2 separate regions of the Homo sapiens genome follow, and region 1 is linked to region 2. A link is a contact called in ENCODE Hi-C or POLR2A ChIA-PET data. All regions are on one chromosome and are shown on one strand. The core of a region is the stretch at or near the end of the contact, and the rest is flanking DNA. Distances in the headings are between cores, read along the strand shown.

What was found. A loop is a pair of places that touch in the nucleus more often than their neighbours do. ChIA-PET counts read pairs that join two places held with the same protein, here RNA polymerase II (POLR2A). Pooled maps may share reads with other maps.
Region 1: a loop to region 2 is called in a pooled map, with 1.9 times the contacts of the local background. The contact joins two enhancer-like sites. A Hi-C loop is called at or near these places in 6 of 168 maps with a recorded cell type or tissue (CD8-positive, alpha-beta T cell, PC-9, heart left ventricle and 3 more) and 3 of 50 pooled maps. POLR2A ChIA-PET finds 5 or more read pairs at or near these places in 8 of 52 experiments (B cell, CD4-positive, alpha-beta T cell, PC-9 and 5 more).

What each region holds. Positions count from the first base shown.
Region 1 is chr6:144,376,400-144,380,240 of GRCh38, forward strand. All of the region lies in intron 2 of UTRN (utrophin), which reads left to right. Among named protein-coding and RNA genes, the nearest start is that of SNORA98, 27 kb to the right of the region's middle. Within about 2 kb of position 1,337, at least 4 of the 41 ENCODE cell types and tissues checked have a DNase peak (open chromatin) inside an H3K27ac peak, as active enhancers do.
Region 2 is chr6:144,332,189-144,336,194 of GRCh38, forward strand. The region is part of intron 2 of UTRN (utrophin); the gene reads left to right. Among named protein-coding and RNA genes, the nearest start is that of UTRN, 49 kb to the left of the region's middle. Within about 2 kb of position 2,188, at least 15 of the 41 ENCODE cell types and tissues checked have a DNase peak (open chromatin) inside an H3K27ac peak, as active enhancers do.

The DNA.
Region 1 (3,841 bases), core at 87-2,586, 43 kb after region 2:
AACTGAGATCATGCCACTGCACTCCAGCCTGGTGACAGAGCGACACTCTGTCTCAAAAAAAAAAAAAAAGTTTTTTGTAGAGACAGAGGCCTCACTATGTTGCCCAGGCTGATCTTGAACTCCTGGACTCAAGCAATCCGCCCTCCTCGGCCTCCCAAAGTGCTGGGATTATAGGTGTGAGCTACCATGCCCAGGCTTCCCAGTGTCATTCTGATTTGAATTTTTCTAGAAAGATTTCTAGAATTTTTCTAGAATGATTATTGTATCCTAAACATTTATAGCATTATGTTCTTTACTTTTTATTGCTTAGAAAAAAATAGTTTAGTTACTACTGGTAATTTGCAAATTAAAGAATTATGTATAAAATTGCTATAGGTGCCTGTGGTTAAATTCTTTTACCAAGATTTCACTTCTAGAGAACTGAAGAATTTACCAAAGTAAAAATGGTCTAACTTTATTACTTGGTTTATAGAAATGAATAAATCATAGTTAATAGTACAGTATATTAATAATACTGTGCTCTAAGCTACAGATTAGAAAAATATGCACCCTGTTTGTCACAATAAATGGAGTGACCAAAGCTATAGTATTTCAAATCTGTGACTATTATATATTTTTCTATACCAAGTCACTTCTTTTTTTGTTTGTTTGTTTTTGGGACAGAGTCTTGCTCTGTCACCCAGGCTGGAGTGCAATGGTGTGATCTCAGCTCACTGCAACCTCTACCTTCTGGGTTCAAGTGATTCTCGTGCCTCAGCCTCCCCAGTAGCTGAGATTACAAGCGTGCACCACCACACCTGGCTAATTTTTGTATTTCAATAGAGAAAGGGTTTCATCATGTTGGCCAGGCTGGTCTTGACCTCCTGGCCTCAAGTGATCTACCTGCCTCAGCCTCCCAAAGTGCTGGGATTACAGGTGTGAGCCACGGTGCCCGGCCTGTACCAAGTAACATTTCTTTCTGTGTGCAGGAATATACATGTGCTTGTTACAGAGTTGAGTTTATCATATTCTATCACCATGTATTTCCCATAAATCTATTAAGTTAAAATCTGTGCCACTTATCAAAGTTTGGAGTGATTACATATATATACATAACCCTATATGATCTTTGAATTCAGAGCCTTGATGCTAGCCTGAGAGTCTGTGTGTATGAATGCAGGTGGCAAGAGTGAGGCATGGATTGTTGCTATTTTTTCTACCGGAGTGCCATTATTAACAGTTTCTTTTCTGTATAGTCACTGTGAACACTGTTGTGGGGCTGCTCCCTGTGTGTGGCTCTGCCTCAGAACCCACAGAGTCGGCTGGCTCCCAGACCTACTCTGTCTCTGGTTACAAGTCAGTGTCTTATTTACTGGAAGTTAAAAGACAGGGCACTGTTGATTTACACTGTGCTTCAGCATGCCCTTATTAGTATTTCTTGGTTCTTCCATCAGTGAGTCTCTGATTTCTTCACCAAAAAATAATCTTGCAGAGAGTCATGATCAACCCTGTTTTTATAAAACACTGAGCTTTGGAAAGGGAAATGATTACTCATCACAACTCTAAACACTAGGATAAAATGTTCCCATTTAGATCAATCAGGGGCCAATTTAATTTTCTAATGAACTTTAGAATTGCTTTTGTGGTCTGCCTTTAGGGACTATTATTATACCAGCTTTTCTTCTTTTTAATGTTTCTAGAAGTCAATTTTCATCTTTGCCAAGAATTAAAGGATCCTTAAACATGTGGAAAAGATGAGAAAAACAGTCAGTGGATCATCTTGATGATGATGGTCTTGCAATTTTGCAGAAGGTTGAAAAGGCAATACATATAACAGATTCATGTTCTTTCTATTGAAATGGACAAGTTAGAGGTCTAGATTGAATACACTCTGTGTTTAGACTTAATAAACACTTTCAATAAGCTTATTCAATATTTTTTAAATTGACAACCTGTATTGGGAACTGCATATACTATAGAGATCAAAGTTGACATTTCTTGCCCTCTTGGGCTTACCCAAAACAATATGTAATCAAATTAAGATAAGTACTGGGTGCACAAGGAAGGAAAACAGGTTGCCTTTAGAGACTGGAGGAGTCGTCCAGAAGTCCGCTCTGAAGAGAAGATGTTTAAAATTAAACCTGCAATGTTCGTCTGAATTAAGCAGGTTGAGAACAGGGTGAAGGAGGCAGGCATAGCAGCATGAACCAATATCCCGAGGCAGGAAAGGGCTGGGTTTGTCAGAGTAACATGAAGGTCAGTGTGCTGGAGCAAACTGAGGAGGGTGAGTGTTTCAAGACAAGGCTTGGCATAGGAGTGGTCAGATGATTCAGGGCCATATGAACCATGTTAATTTAGTTGTTCCAAAGTTCAGAGAGTTGATTAGAAGGAATAAGAAGAGAATTTAGGAGACAGTGTCAGAAGGTTATTGGCTTTAGGCTGGAGGCAAGAGATGACAGTAGCTTGGACTGGGGGTTGACAGTGGAACTGAAGAGATGTGGATGGACTCAAGCTGTATTTAGGAATTAGAACCAACAAAAGTTGATAGAAGGGTTAGATTGTGGTATTAGAAGAAAGGATTCATTTCAGCATCCTGGCATGAACCAGTGAATGGATGAAAGTGCTTTTCCGTAGTTGGGAAAGACTAGAGGCAGAATAGATTTGAGAGAGAAGCAACAGTTCAGTTTTTTGATGGGTTAAGGTTGAAATGAGTCTGTGAGCTATCTCAGTGGAGATGTCAAGTAGGTGGTTAGTTACATAGTATGTGTTTATCTCTTGCTGCATAATAAATTATTATGAAACTTAGCAGCAAATCTATATTAGTTATCTATTGCTCTGTAACAAGTCACCCCAACATTGGTGCTTTAAAACAGCAAATATTTATTATCTCATGCAGTTTCCTTGGCCAGGAATTTTGAAGTGGTTTAGCTAGGTGATTCCAGTCCAGGGTCTGTCATGAGATTGCACTCAAGATGCTGGCCAGGGTTGCCATCATCTGAAGCTTGACCGAGGCTAGAGGATCTGATTCCAAGATGGCTTATGTACATGGCTTTTGGCAGAAGGTCTCAGTTCCCTGCTGGTTCTCGGTCGAAGGCCACAGTTTCTCGCCACGTGGGCCTCTCTCTAGGGTGCTTGAGTGTCTTCATGACATGGCTGTGAGCTTCTCTTAGAGTGAGAGAGATATGAAAGAATGCAAAGGGGAAGCTGTAATACTTTTAGTCTCAAAAGTCCGACTCATCACTTCTGCCATATTCTATTCAGTAGAAGTGAGTCACCAATTTCAGCCCATACTCAGTGGGTGGGGAATTAAGCCCCCCGCTTGAATAGACAGCCACCAAATAATTTCTGAATGTATTTTAAAACCACCACACATGATTTTGTAATTGAGAAGAAAGGTTTGGGCTGGAAATAAGACATTAGGAGTTTTGCACATAGATGCTGTGGAGTGAGTAGATGCGTGACCACTTAGTAAAAGTGTGAAGAGGTCCAAGACTGATCCTTTAGGAAATCTAACTTGTAGAGGATCTGCTGTGGAGGAGTGGAGGAGAAGGAAGAAATGGAATCTGGGAAGATGAGAAGAATTTTTCAGGCAGGGAGTGTTCTATTCTGTGGAAGCCTACTGGAATGTGTATTTGACTTTCATTTTTAAGAATTTATTCTCTGAATGAATGAAGAATGAATAAATAAATGTCATGTATATGTTCAAAATTTTAATTCTAAGTATGATTGTTATTGAAATGCTTATAAAATTAAGAATGGAAATCAGCATTAGGAATGCATAATAACAGAGTGGGAGATATTGGTAAAAAATTATTTAATGTCCAGACAATAAAATACCTATGAAGCTTTAAAATGACATTAT
Region 2 (4,006 bases), core at 938-3,437:
TGTCACCATTGCTCATTGCTTTTGTTCACTTGTTTGTTTACTTTAGTGTTGATAGGTCCCCAAGACTGTGCTCTCCATATGGGCAGGGACCAAGGTTGTCTTGTTCACGATTGTGTCCATAGTGCCTTGTACGGTGCCTGTTCTGTAGGGATGATAGATCCTTGTGAATGAATGAATGAGTGAATGAATGAATGAAAAGGCGGAGTCACTTAAAAGAACAAAAGCATTTGTAATAGACTTGCTATTCCTGTTTATTCTTTGAAATTTGAGGTAATTCTTAACTAGCCACTTAGGATCTCCATTAAGAACCCTAGTCAAGACCTTTGGGTATTACCTCAAAGTAAAACAAAGTGGGAGTATTTTGGATCTTTGGAAGTTAACTTGAAAAAATCTAAGGATTCTTTAAATTGAATATATAGGGAAGAGAGAACTCCTACTCAGAATACTTAAGTTACAAACACAAGAAAAATTCATAGATTAAAAAAATTGAACAAAGAGTATCATTAAGTCAAACCGTTTTTAATAGTAATTTTGTAAAGTTATTTATGACACTATTTTTTATGTATATTCTCAGTTCTCTAAAACCTGATAATTTTGGTGATTTACTCTTATCTGTGCTTTGAACACTTTATTCTTATAATTAATATCATTATTTTTAACTTACTGAAACCTTTCAACTTACGTAATCAGTAATGTTCTCATGCTGATATTAACCTTTTATTTATTTATTTATTTATTTATTTATTTATTTATTTATTTATTTGAGATGGAGTCTCATTCTGTCACTCAGGCTGGAGTGCAGTGGTGCGATCTTGGCTCACTGCAACCTCCACTTCCCGGATTCCAGCCAATTCTCCTGCCTTAGTCTCCCAAGTAGCTGGGATTACAGGCTCCCACCACCACACGTGGCTAATTTTCGTATTTGTATTTTTAGTAGAGATGGGGTTTTGTCATGTTGGCCAGGCCTGTCTCGAACTCCTGACCTCAGGTGATCCACCCACCTCGGCCTCCCAAAGTGCTGGGATTACAGGTATGAGCCACTGAGCTCAGCCTGATATTAACCTTTTAATTCAATACAGTCTTCCCATAACAGACCTTCTCCCATTGATGGGCTCATTTTTATTGCTCTTTGTTCTCTACTGATTCTGTCAGTTTTTAGAGCCCATAAAATAGCTTCATTTCTATACCGTCTTATTCACATTCAGATTTTTCATATAGCATGTCACACACAGTATAAGACATTTTCCATAACATATTATGAGTTGATGATTTCTGTCATGTTGAAGAAGATCATACAGCAACACTTATCTTGTAAATTCTCTTATAATGCCAGGTAAAAAAAATGTTATGTGAAATGGCACATTGAAAGAAAGGAAAATCTAAAGGTGGATTGCTTAAATGATTGTGATTGTTTTTCCCATTGGATCTTCTGCAGATGAGAATTCCCTGCATAGATCACCCAAGGGGTGGCAGATCGGGCTTCTCAGTTTCAGCCAGGGGTGGACGGTTTGCATCTCCTGATGTGTTCATCAACAACATGATGAAGCCAGTGTCCTTGGCTACTGATTCCAACCTTTTGTTCTGTTCTTGGAGAAATGGGGAAAAAGATACACTTATATACTAGTGTAGATTTTGGTTATCTTTATTTGTGAAGAAAATTTTTTGTTTACCTCTCATTTTATTCATTCGTTCAGTAAATATCTCATTTTATTCATTCGTTCAGTAAATATTTATCCACCCACCTACTATGTGCTAGGCACTGTGATAGTCACTAGGTATTAAAAAAGTACATTGATGATCGATGCTAAGATTATTTTCAAACTATTTTAAGAGAGGACTCCTAAATTAAAAGAAATTATGTATCAACAGACAAATGCCCTTTTATTTTTTTCCCTACAAAATTGCTGCTGGCTAGAGAATGATGATGATTTGCACTTCTGACATCATTGCCTAATGTTGGGTTTCTGTGCCTGGGCTCTTTATGCTGTGGAGGCAAATGGTGCTTTGAGTGTCTTAATTTCACCGGAATGCTGCACCTGTTGCTGGCTATTCTTGCATATGAAATCCAGACCCTAGAGTCACTTGCTTTCATTTCCTTTTCCTCCTCCCTCTTTCCGGTGTGTGTTTGGGGGGGGTGGGGGTGGTGAGGCAGGGTGGGGGCAGCAGATTAGTAGCTTCTGTGAAGAGTAACCACCTTCCTGTTCCGTCAAGGCTATGATTTTAGCGCCCCCGGGAGTGGTAGTGTTGCGTCACTCTGTCATCTGTCGCCGAAAGACTCATAATCCGGGCAGCCTCAAGAGTTTGAGGCGTGGGTTTGTGCCCGAGTTTGGGGTTCTAGGGGAGGGGTGAAGTGGAACAGGCTTTCAGCAGCTGCTGCCGCCACCTGATACCTGGAACCTTACTGCTATTGAGGAACATGTATTTCCTCTTGGCTTCATTTGCTGTTTGGCTATGACTGAGGAAGACAGGAGGTATTGCATAGTATCATTTACTTTCATAAACATAACTTTGACATCTCTAGGCTTCATGTTGGTTCAGGCAATGCTCTCGAAAGCCAGGGAGCTGCTTTGCAAGATGCATGCTATGGCTGAAGGAACGGCTCAATAGCTGGGAGCTGGCCCTGAGGTTTAAATCCACTCACAGCACGAATTTGGTGTTTTACTTTGTGTCCTGAAACCTCAATAACCTCATTTTTCAAGTGAGAGTTGAAATATTGACACAACTTAACTTTTAAGAATTTTGAAGGCATCAGTGAAAATAAATTGAACGAACTTTGAAGTTCAGAGATCTCTAAAAGTGAATACAGACCAAATTATATCCTGATGATCAAGTAGGAACATCCGTAGTTCCAGTACTATAGTTCATTGACAACCTCCAGAAAGTTACGGTAGTCTAACATTCCTTATTTAAAACCAACTTTGCCATGTTTAATTTATTTATACTTTTATAGATAGACAGATTTACTACTGGACATTCTCTGGCAGAGAAAAATTTCATGGAAAGTGAAGTTTAATGTGAAATGGCACATAAGTGGTCCTGACTTGCAAACTCAGGAATGGCTTGTTGACCACTGTCCTGGAATAAGAGAGCCCAGCTTTGTTCTTGTCTTATTTCTGGATCGCCCTTTCTCCTTTGTACCTTCTGACATTGTTTCTGAGTTCCCTCCTCCCATCTGCCACCCGCTCCTTTGCAACTCTGTAGAGCATTTTAATAACAGGTTGTTTGTGCCTGTCTTGCCTCTGCAGCACTCACTCCCACCTGTTTCCTCAGCCTCTGACTTCTCCTTTCCCCTTTTTGGCATGCTCTGACCTGCCTCCGTAGTTGAACCCGATTCCTGAGGCAATGATATGGCAGGTCCCTCAACTCTCCATCTATAGCACTTGCCTTGCCTGGCCTGGGAACCGGCTCTTTCACTGCTGTACTGCATGGAACAGAGTAGGCACTGCTTAAACCTATCAGCTGCCTGGCTCTCTCAAATGCTCTTTCCAGGAACTCTGGCACTGTGAACCCACTGCTGAATCTCGTGGCTCATAAATAAACTCTCAAGTGATAATTGTGACTTGAATTCTCTAGTTCTTACCTGACCACCTCTTAATATCATCCTGGAACTGTCTTTATATCATCTTGGAAACCCTGGAGCTGATTTGAAATACCTCTGGTCAGTTCCTCAGCATCAGTTCTGTCTAATGAACACCTATATTCTTCATTGTCTCCTCACTCTTGGCTCTAAGTTGTCACAAGTAGATGATTATGTCTCATTCCCAAGTAGAGATAGGACACATGAGAGTGGGTGGGTGTGCCCATAGTTTAGACAGGACTATCTTTGTGTGGTACCAGCTGCGGCAGGATCTACAGATGACTCACACATGTTAATACCCACATCTTCTGAGTGGCCAACATCCTCAGATTTGCATGTGGGCATTTGCAAGAGGAAGCACACAGATGCTGTGATCAGGGCTGAGATGCCTACAGGTGTGTCTGCTGGGCTGCGGCAGGTGGTGGCCAG